2 separate regions of the Mus musculus genome follow, and region 1 is linked to region 2. The links are chromatin loops, found by intact Hi-C in ENCODE. Cell type or tissue: heart. All regions are shown on one strand. Links, peaks and the distances in the headings refer to the core of each region. The heading gives the core; the rest is flanking DNA.

What was found. A loop is a pair of places that touch in the nucleus more often than their neighbours do. Peaks named below come from ENCODE experiments on the same cell type or tissue, not always from the same donor. Only the 100,000 strongest peaks of a DNase experiment are listed, where the experiment ranks them.
Region 1: it touches region 2 in a loop (7-fold over the local background); 21 of 42 quality-filtered maps call a loop at or near these places.

The regions. Positions count from the first base shown.
Region 1 is chr5:107,918,776-107,924,148 of GRCm38, forward strand. The region is part of intron 2 of Dipk1a (divergent protein kinase domain 1A); the gene reads right to left. Among named protein-coding and RNA genes, the nearest start is that of Gm26387, 14 kb to the left of the region's middle. In heart, for the core only: CTCF peaks have their summits at 2,792 (motif pointing right) and 2,997; no DNase peak of the experiment used is centred there.
Region 2 is chr5:107,983,721-107,989,093 of GRCm38, forward strand. It overlaps Dipk1a (divergent protein kinase domain 1A), which reads right to left and starts at 3,357. Exons shown (of 5, transcript NM_026062.4): 1 at 3,229-3,357. The coding sequence starts at 3,282. In heart, for the core only: a CTCF peak has its summit at 2,611 (motif pointing left); a DNase peak (open chromatin) is centred at 3,321; H3K4me3 peaks cover 2,352 bases; H3K27ac peaks cover 2,033 bases.

The DNA of each region.
Region 1 (5,373 bases), core at 163-5,162, 65 kb before region 2:
ACTGAGCAGAACGAAGTAGCACAAAGCATGACACATGTGTGCAGACGCTATAACGAAACCCATGCCACCTGTCCACGAAGACTCGTATCTTTGAACACTGGGCCCTCAGTTGGTGGAACTGTTTGGGAAATATTAGGAGGTATGGCCTTGTGGAAGGAGGTGTGTCACTCGGGGTGCATTTTGGCAGCTCAAAAGCCCATGACATTGCCAGTTAGCTCTCTGCTCCTGCTCCTGTTCTTGCACCATGCCTGCCTTCCAATATGATGGTCATGGACTCACCCTCTGAAATGTAAGCTCCAATAAACTCTTCTATAAATTGTCTTGGTCAGCCGGGCAGGGTGGCACACGCCTTTAATCCTAACACTCAGGAGGCAGAGCAGGTAGATTTCTGAGTTCTAGGCCAGCCTGGTCTACAAAGTGAGTTCCAGGACAGCCAGGGCTATACAGAGAAACCCTGTCTCGAAAAACAAAACTTTAAAAAAAAAATTTCGGGCTGGAGAGATGGCTCAGGGGTTAAGAACACTGACTGCTCTTCCGAAGGTCCTGAGTTCAAATCCCAGCAACCACATGGTGGTTCACAACCATCTGTAACAAGATCTGACACCCTCTTCTGGAGTGTCTAAAGACAGCTACAGTGTACTTACTTACATATAATAAATAAATAAATCTTTTTAAAAATTGTCTTGGTCATGTGATAAGCGTGTCTGATCATAGCAATAAAAAAGTAACCAAGAAACTACCATAAAGCTGGGTAGTGGTGACACACACCTTTATTTTTTAATTAGATATCTTCTTTATTCACATTTCAAATGTTATCCCCTTTCCTGGTTTCCCCTCCAAAAACTCACTGTCCTCTCCTCCCTCCCCCTGCTCACAAACCCACCCACTCCCACTTCCTGGCCCTGGCATTCCCCTTCACTGGGGCATAGAGCCTTCACAGGACCAAGGGCAAGGGTCTGTCCTCCCACTGATGACTGACTAGGCCATCCTCTGCAGCTGGAGCCATGAGTCCCACCATGTGTACTCTTCAGTTGGTGGTTTAGTCCCTGGGAGCTCTGGGGATACTGGTTAGTTCATATTGTTCCTCCTATGGGGCTGCAAACTCCTTCAGCTCCTTGGGTACTTTCTCAAGTTCCTTCATTGGGGAGCTTGTGTTCAGTCCAATGGTTGGCTGAGATCATCCACCTCTGTATTTGTCAGGCACTGGTAGAGCCTCTCAGGAGACAGCTTTTTTTTTTCCATTTTTTTCATTTTATTTATTTTATATATGTGAGTACACTGTTGCTGTCTTCAGACACACCAAGGGCATCAGATCCCATTACAGATGGTTGTGAGCCACCATGTGTCATTGCTGGGAATTGAACTCAGGTCCTCTGGTAGAGCAGTCACTGCTCTTAACCACTGAGCCATCTCTCCAGCCTGGAATACATACACCTTTAATCTCAGCACTCGGGATGCAGAGGCAGGTAGATCTCTGTGAGTTCAAGGCCAGCCTGTTCTACAGAGTGAGTTCCAGTACAGACAGCTAGAGCTACACAGTGAAACTGTCTTGAAAAACCAAATAAAGGAAGGAAGGAAGGAAGGAAGGAAGGAAGGAAGGAAGGAAGGAAGGTGGGTGGTGTTGGGATACCCTAAGAAGTTAAAAAGCCGAAAACTAACTTTCTCTCTCTCTCTCTCTCTCTCTCTCTCTCTCTCTCTCTCTCTCTCACACACACACACACACACACACACACATCTACCTTAACCAATAGTGAGGTGTTTTCATAATATGTATGAGGATTCATTCCAACACTACATAACCAACAAAAACTAAATCAGTATCCAAACATCTTTTGCTCCAAAGAAAGTAGGTCTAGGCGATTCTCTATATGCTGCATGGAGTTTTGTTTGCAGGCATGGAAAACGGAGCCTAGGCCCAGTCAGCTTCCAGAGCCTGTGCAGAATCAGTCCAGCTAGGCTGACAAGCTGAGCTGGAGCTAGCAGAACAGGTTTAAGGCTGACTAACCCAGGGCTTTTGTGCAATGGCTGACAGATCATCAAACACAGAGGAAGGCACCTGCCAAACTGACAAGCTGAGGGAGTCTTCCCTAAGTGTAGCATATTCTGTCAGAAGAGCTGGGGCCTCCTTCAACTGACCTGACTTCAGCTTCTGAATCCCACCACCACTTCACTGTTTAAACTAGAGATTTGGAAACAGCCTCTCTGCAACACTTTGCTTTCCACTCGAGCGATCATTGCACACCGAGCTGGTACTCTCCCTCTCTTCTTTCCTCCTATCCCCCAGTCCAGCATCATTTGCAGCCTGGCTATACTGATAGGTGATTTAGAGGCACAGACTGTCTTGGGCATCTCTGAAGTTCCCCTGCCCTTGTACCATACAGAACAGTACACAGTATTGAAAGTTTCTTTTTATTTTCTTAGTAAAGTCTCTTATTAGTAAATCAGTAAGCAGCGACTAGTCTGGTATTCAGCTGTGAGAATCAGATTTCTTGTTGTGAGCAAAGGCCTCAAGCTAATCTTGCGTCACAGGGGTGGTCACAAAGAATAGCTCTGGCTTTCTATCCCAAATTAAAGGCAAATTTCCCAAACATTTGTGTGAAAAGAGCAGTTGGCTTCATAAAGCTATAGCCACCCTAAGTAATGTCTATAAAAATGTTCAGCTGTATATCAAAATAGTCAATAATGATACTAAGTAACTTTTAAATAATTAAAAGCCCAAGATTTACTACTATTGTAATAAACAGCATTTAGCTTTGATTGCACATACCTCATTGTACCAGAAGAGGGCACTGTTTACCCTTATTTTTACAAAACACACTCCTATTGAAGGAATCCTGCCCTAAACTACAAACTGGACCACAAGAGGGCAATAACCACAAACATATGTGTAAACTTTGGCTTCTAAATATTTTCAAAAATCCATGCTCTAAAAGTGTACTTAAGATATCATTTTCAGACAGCTGGTTTTCCTTAACAAGACTTAAAAAACCAAGCACAGAGATACATACACACAGACACTGACACAGACAAACTGACAGACACACAGACATAAGACACAGGCACATGCATACACACAGACACACCTACACACACTCACATACAAGGCACTCAGACACACACACACATACGTATACACACATATAGACACACACAAAACCATACAGGCCTGCCCCCACACACATGTACACACAGACACATATGCATTCAGACAAGCACACACATATATACACAGACACTCCACCTTCCACAGATACACACAAAGACATCCACACAGACACACAGACACCCACACACATATACACACAGAGAGATAAAGCTAGCCACAAGGCACACACACAGACACCCACCAACAGACACACGCAGACACATAAAGATGTACAGAGACAGGCACACACAAAGACATACACTGACAGAGACACACACATACAGAGACACACACTGACAGACAGACACAGGCAGAGTTGGGTTTTTCACAATTCCTGGAAACTTTTGAGTCTTCAGTCATCATTTTCTCCCTCTTCTCTCTCAGGCATTACCAGTCTTCACCATGTTCTGCGCTCTGTCTTAAGCTTTTCCAGTGTTTCCTCTATTGACTTCTTCCTCACACATTAAAGAAGCCCAAGCAAGGCACAGCTAAATGGAATACTGTCATGCATTACTGTCTAACCAAGAACATAGCTCCTAATGGCTTCAATTTAGTAGGTCTTAAGTTGATTGTTTTAAGTAACAAACCATTATCCTTGGAAACTGAATCTCAAAGGAGACTGTGATTAAATTAGGGTTCCTGAAATCTTTTAGTGCTTCAGGTTAAAGGGTTCCTTTTGTTGTTGTTGTTGGTGGTGGTGGTGGTTTTTCGAGACAGTGTTTCTCTCTGTATAGCCCTGGCTGTCCTGGAACTCACTCTGTAGACCAGGCTGGCCTTGAACTCAGAAATCTGCCTGCCTCTGCCTCCCAAGGGTTATGCTTCTTTAACACTCACACCAGCCCTCTAAAATGTGGCGGAGGCACTCCTCAGAGAAGTGCAGACTCCCCCCACAGAGGAGTCAGTCAGAGGACTCCGATGGAACTTTGTGGTCCTCAGATGTGCACAGAAGAGAAGCACCTCTCCTACTCCAGTTAATGAAACAGGCCATGTCTGGGAGATCCCACCTACAGAGTCCAATTATGTAAGATTTCTACATAGTTGGGCATCAAACAGGATTGGCTGCAATTACTTAGTAATTAGGAAATCATGGCTATAGCAAGCAATCATATCGCAGTAGAAGGGGAAGTATATGGAAATGGCATTAGTCACCATTCTGCAGAAGCTCAGGAGCTTGCACAGCTACTGAGAAGGTGGCTGACCTCAAACCTGAGGAACTTTTACTTCAGCACCCACACCACAACAGATGTAACCCCTCACACAGAATAGAGAGTGTAAAAGACAGCAGATAGTCAGAGAAGAAACCAGCATGGCCATGACAGTGATGACCACTCACCTCTAACTCCTAACAAAGCGGAAACGATGCTCTAGGGCGCTTCTCCAGCTGTCTCTCAGGAACAGCTTACAATACTACAGTGACAGTATGAGGCTGTTTGCCTCAGACCAAACAAGATCGAGTCAAGGACATTTGAACCTACTCTATACCCAGCTGACATGTCCGAGGACCATCACAGTTAGTGCCCAAGCGTATTGGCTAAAGTCAGCATCATAAAAGCTAAGGGGCAAGTAGGGCAAAAACATTTTTCTTGCCTGTAAACTAGAACTAAATCAAAGCCCTGTTATGAAAAGGTGACCGCAGCCTAGGACTTTGTCTCTAGCCTGGTGTTCTTGACAGTGAACCAACGTGACATGGTAATCAGGAAGATCCTGACTCTCAGTAACTGTATTAATGTACAACACTTCAATATATGTACTGCGGTGAAAGTAGTAAGATCTCAGGGTTGAGCATGAGAGGTAGTTCAGCAAGAAAGGATGCTTGCTGCACCCAAAGTGCTTTCAGGCTACCTGAGTGTCGTTCTCCAAATCCACATCAGGCAGCTAAGGACTACCTGTAACTCCAGCTCTAGGAAACCTGATGCGCTATTCTGGTCTCAGCAGGAGCGCCACTCACACGCGTGTGCACACACGCACGCGCACACACTTTAAATGTTTTGCATAGAGATGGGTGTAGTTTGGAGGTAAGCACCTGCTTGAACGCTTGAGGTCCTTGGTTTGAACTAGCGTCCCATAAAAACAAACAAACAAATTCAAAAATAAATATATGGTCCTGAAATAAGTGTTTTGATATATGTTGAAAGATAGTAGTAGAAAATAAGGAGTTGACTTAATTAAGAAACTCAAGGATTTAAAATAAGTGTTCTACAACACTCACAGCCAGTAAATATGGCTAT
Region 2 (5,373 bases), core at 284-5,283:
AGTGGCTCACAACCACATGTTAACTCCAGTTTCAGTGGATATGGTGTGCTCTCCTATCCGCCACAGGCAGCATGCACATAAACATGTCACACATACACAGGCAGGCAAAACATTCATACACATAAAATAAAAAATGTCTTCATTTTGTTTTGCTTGTTTAGTTTGTTTTGGCTTTTTTGTCTTATTTTTGTTTGTTTTAATCTTTGTTTTTGTGAGGGCTTTTTGAAAGAGAGAGAACGTTAAGTTGGGTGGACAGAGAGGTCGAGAGAAGCTGGGGGTGGGGTGGGAATATGATCAAAATATATTGTATGAAAAAAATTTAGAGAAAAAAATACTAAGGAAAAAATAGGGAAAAAGAAACTTAAACTCTCTAAGGGCTAAATAAGGACATAAGTGACCTTTGGCCCCACCCAGTTGAGACAAACAAGAACAACTGCCAAGGATATAAAACTGGTTTCAAAAACTTTCCAGGCCATTTATCTTCCCCTCCTCTTGGAAATAAATCTACCTTGCTGTTTCCCTACCCACAAGGTAAGAGCATCTCCCATACCTGTTGAATGGTTACAGCCTCACTGTAACTTAAAATGTACCTGGAGGGCGAGGTGACGCGTGCTTTAGTCCCAGCACTTGGGAGGCAGAAGCAGGTGGACTTCTGAGTTCAATGCCAGCCTGGTCTACAAAGTGAGTTCCAGGACAGCCAGAGCTACAGAAAAACCCTGTCACGAAAAACCAACAACACAAATGTACCTTATCAGAAATATTATTGACATCAGGTATCTGCAGGTGTGGCTGGGCATGCCTGTTATCCCAGCACTTGAGAGGCTATGACAGAGGGTCCACCATGAGTCTGAGGTTAACCTATATACATATCCAGTACAAGCCAGCCAGCACAATACATAGCAAGACCTTATCTCAAAAGAACACAAAAGTAAAAACAAAACCCCCTCAAAACGGGTATCTGTATTCCCTCAAAACAAAGTGTAAGAACTAGTTTCCCTGAAGCACTGTATACTGGGCACACTTGTAAACCCTGCACTAGGGAGGTAGAAACAGGAAGATCAGAAACAGGAAGATTGGGAATTCAAGGCCAGCCTGTGCAAGACTGGGACTTGGTCTCAAAAAGTGTGTGTGTGTGTGTGTGTGTGTGTGTGTGTGTGTGTGTGTTCTAACATACACAGGCTGTTAAAGTTTTTTTATTTTCTTTTGCCAAAAGACAGTGCACAAGAAACCCTCTCCATGACAAATCAAATTTAGCTAATACTAAGTTAATGCTAAGCATGATCTATGAAGAAGAAGAAGGAGGAGGAGGAGGAGGAAGAGGAGGAGGGGGAGGAGGAGGAGGAAGAGGAAGAGGAGGCGGCTACAGAGTTAGCTCAGTCTGTAAAGGTCTTGCTCTCCAAGCACTTGGCGTCCAGATTTGCACATCCTTGCAATCTCAGACCTGACTAAGTGGAGACAGGGGGATTCCTGGGACTCCCTGGCCTATTTGGAGATTTCGATGGGAGGAAGCTCCTGGGGAAAACACTGGACTCTCAACTGTGCCATTCATTCATACCCTTGCAATCACAAGCTCTTAAAAGCAAGAGGATCAGAAATTCAAGGTTATCCTTAGCTACCTCGAGAGTTCTAAGTCAATCTGTGTCACATGAGAACTTGTCCTTTAAATCTTAAGTTTACCTTTAAATTTTTTTGAGACAAAATTTCTCTATGTAGTCGTCACTAATCTCGAACTTGTTATGTAGACTATGCTGGCCTCAAACTCAGAGGCCTGATTCCCAAGTGCTGGTATTTAAATAGTTTAAACATTTTTAAAAATTAATAATCTTAATATTAGCCCACTAGCAAGCTTACCCTAATTTCATCATTGATAACGATGCAAATTCAGAAAAGTAAGAAACACACTAAGTGTTTGTCATTAATGTAAGCATAACTATTTGTAAAACTAATTTTGTTTGCGTGGTGTCGGGGATTGAATCCAGAACTCTTAATTTCTAACCTTAACCACATCAGAAAACCTTTGTACAGTTATAGCGCCAAAGATTGCATTCACATCTGTGGAAAACATTTAAAGCCAAAACTAAAGCCTAAAGCTCTACCAACTCCAAAAATTAATAATAGAAAGCTAAGTAGTTTAAGTTCAAAGATTTTAAACATGCCCAAATACTTTAACCTGGAGGGGTGGAATGCTAGACTAGGTTCTAATACTGGTACTCAAGGCACAACTATTTCTGGTGGCGCTGCTACAAACATTCAGTTTTACACCCTTAAAACCATGAGTTGTCAAGTCAGTCTCTCAATCTGGGTTTCTCTCGTTTCGATGTAATGACTTACACTTGCAAATTTCAAATTAAAATATAAGATTTATTTGGACAGTAACGGTTTCTCCTCAACTTTTTCTTTTTTTTCCATACTCATAAGAAGCACACCAACAACTGACCTAAATACACGTCCCATGTCGTCAGGCCTTTTAATGTAAGCAGTGTCCTCTAGAGACATATAACAATACTGCCAATGTGTGAGGCATTGATTTGTAGTTGTTTTTCCATCCGAGCTATGGATTTGTGCTCAGCTACTCACGACGTCTACTAGGTCCCCCTGGTGACCAAACAGTGCACCAAAGCAGCAGGAGGGTTCTAAAGCCTACTGACAGCGGAACAGAAAATCATGAAAAATTAACACGGCAACAGTACACACGACGTGACTGTGAATTGCGTTCGCACTGCTGGCGGGCTGAGTGAAGAGCCGTACAACGGTCACCATCCCCTTTTTGCAAAAGCATCGCCTCGATCGAGCTTGCCTACTCCTCCCTCCCATTTAAACCAGAGATGTGATGAGAACACCAAACCCAGGGGATCTGCACGAGGCACAGCTACTGGCTGGGACTTGGGGAACCACTGGTATGACAATCGGTCACGATTCTGTGGAGCATGGAGGAATGACACACCACCCTTTCCTACCCCAGACACAGAGTCAGGAATGGCAGGTCGAGGGGGGGCCCTTGGGGAAAGCGGGAGAGCACGCAGAGGAGGGACCGCGGCGCGTCCGGGGCCGGGACTCAGAGGGGCTCAGGGCTGGGGCGGCGCCCGAGGAGCGGGACCAGGGCTGGGAGGGCGCGCCGCCAGGTGCCGGTCCGCAGGAGGCGGCGGGGCGCGCACGGAGGGAGGACGGGGCGCTGAGTCCCGCGTGGCGCGGAGCGGAGGGCGCGTGGCGGGGCCGCGGCCGGCCTACCTGGAGGTAATGGGGTTTCCTCAGCCAGGCCCCCGCGCAGAGACTCCTCGCCATGGCACTCACATCGCCCCGCCGCGCCGCAGTCGGAGGCGGACCCGAGCGCGGCCGCCCGCCGGCCTCCCCGCCCCTGCCCCGCCGGCCCGCCCACGGCCCGCCCCCGGCGCGCGCTCCCCGGGGCCGCGCTGCGGCGAGGGCGGCGGGTAGCGGAGGCCGGCTCCGCGCGCAGAACCCCACCCCCACCGCCAGCCGCGGCGGTCGTCAAGGCGCGGGCGCGGGGCTCCGCCATAAAGGGGAGTCGAGCCTCGCGTCCGCCGACACAAATCCGCCTGCGCCTCCGTGCTTAAAGGGGAGGCGCGGACGGGGGAGGGGTACGGCCGAGGCGGGTGCGAGCAGCACGGGGGTGCGCAAAACGTGGGCTCCGTGGAGCGCCCACTTCACTGTGAGGCTTGCGGCTTCACGCGCGGAGTCCCGCCGTCCGCGCTCTGGACCTGTGCGAGCGGATTGCACGGAAATTCTGTGGATGCTTAGAGCTGCATCCTAGGCGACCAACTAACTCATAGATCCTCTCCAGGGAAAGGAGGCTCTCCGGAGACGCGACCACCGCTATCTAGGGGAGGAAGGGACTCCTTCCCGCTCAGTTCTGCGTGGCCTTCCAGACACTTCGCCTCTTTGCGTACCTTAAATTTAATGCAATTTTTTTCTTTTATTTCTTTTTCTTTCTTTTTTACCATTTCGACTTTTTGAAGTTTGCATTGTTTGCAAAACAGCCTCAGAGTTTTCTTGCCTCTACCACAGAATCATGATTCACACGTTAAATACATAATTAAATAAATAAATGCCGGATAAATACAGTGAAGGCAGGAGACCTTCTAGGATATAGCAGAGCAGCTCAGTTAAGGCTATACACCTCAAGGCGTTGCTTTCTTCTGTTGACACTGATGGCCAAATAAGGGAGAAGGGGCCACCCTGGGAGGAGTACAGCTATTGATCTGAGTGACTTCAATGCAGGGAGATGCAGGTCCTACTTCATTTTTTTCCCTTGCTATGCCGTACTTTATGTTTCTAGTGCTTTCAGTTTCTGGAAACAGGTCTTTAACCTGGATAATATTTTGTTACTCGCAAAGAAGTGCATGAGCCACTGACTTTCACTTTTAATTAAATGACTTCAGTAATTTCTAAAGTAAAAGTAAATATGAGCTGGGCATGGTGACTCATGCCTGTAATTCCAGCACTTGGCCAACCGGAGCTACTTAAGACAAAGACAGACAAAGGGAGGGAAGGAAGAAGGAGGAAAGGACGGATCCTACCGGTTTCCTTTAGTTGTTTTTTTGTTTTTTGTTTTTTTAAAGATTTATTTATTACTTATTATATGTAAGTACACTGTAGCTGTCTTCAGACACTTCAGAAGAGGGAGTCAGATCTCGTTACGGATGGTTGTGAGCCACCATGTGGTTGCTCAGATTTGAACTCCGGACCTTCGGAAGAGCAGTCGGGTGCTCTTACCTGCTGAGCCATCTCACCAGCCCTTTTTTTTTTTTTTTTTAAGATTTTATTATTTATATGTGTATGTCTGCCATATTTGTGTGATTGCTTATAAAAGCCAAAAGAGGGCATCAGAACACCTGGGGCTGGAATTTCAGTTGGTTTTAAGCTGCCCAACTTGGGTGCTGGGAACCAAACTCGAGTTCTCTGGAACAGCCAGAAGCCCTCTTAACCACGGAGCAATCTCTCCAGCTCTGCAATAAGTATTTTCTTAGCATCCAGACACTGTTCAAATTTTTTTGCTATGTACACAAAAAGACAAAGCAGGCAGAATTCCTAACTTTATGGATATTACATTTTGGAGATGAGAAGACAGGCAATAAATAATAAACACAATGACTATAGAGAAGTCTGGTAAGAGCCAGTTGTGGTGACATGCCCACAGTCATAGTACTTGGGAGGTGTAAACAGATCAGGAATTCAAGGACAGCCTCAGCCCAGCTCACCTGCACAATTTGGAAACCCTATCTCAAAATAAAATAAAATAAAATAAAATAAAATAAAATAAAATAAAATAAAATAAAACAAAACTGGTCAAGGCCAGGTGAGGTAGTAGCAAGCAGATATGTGTGAGTTCAAGACCTGCCTGGTTTATATAGCTAG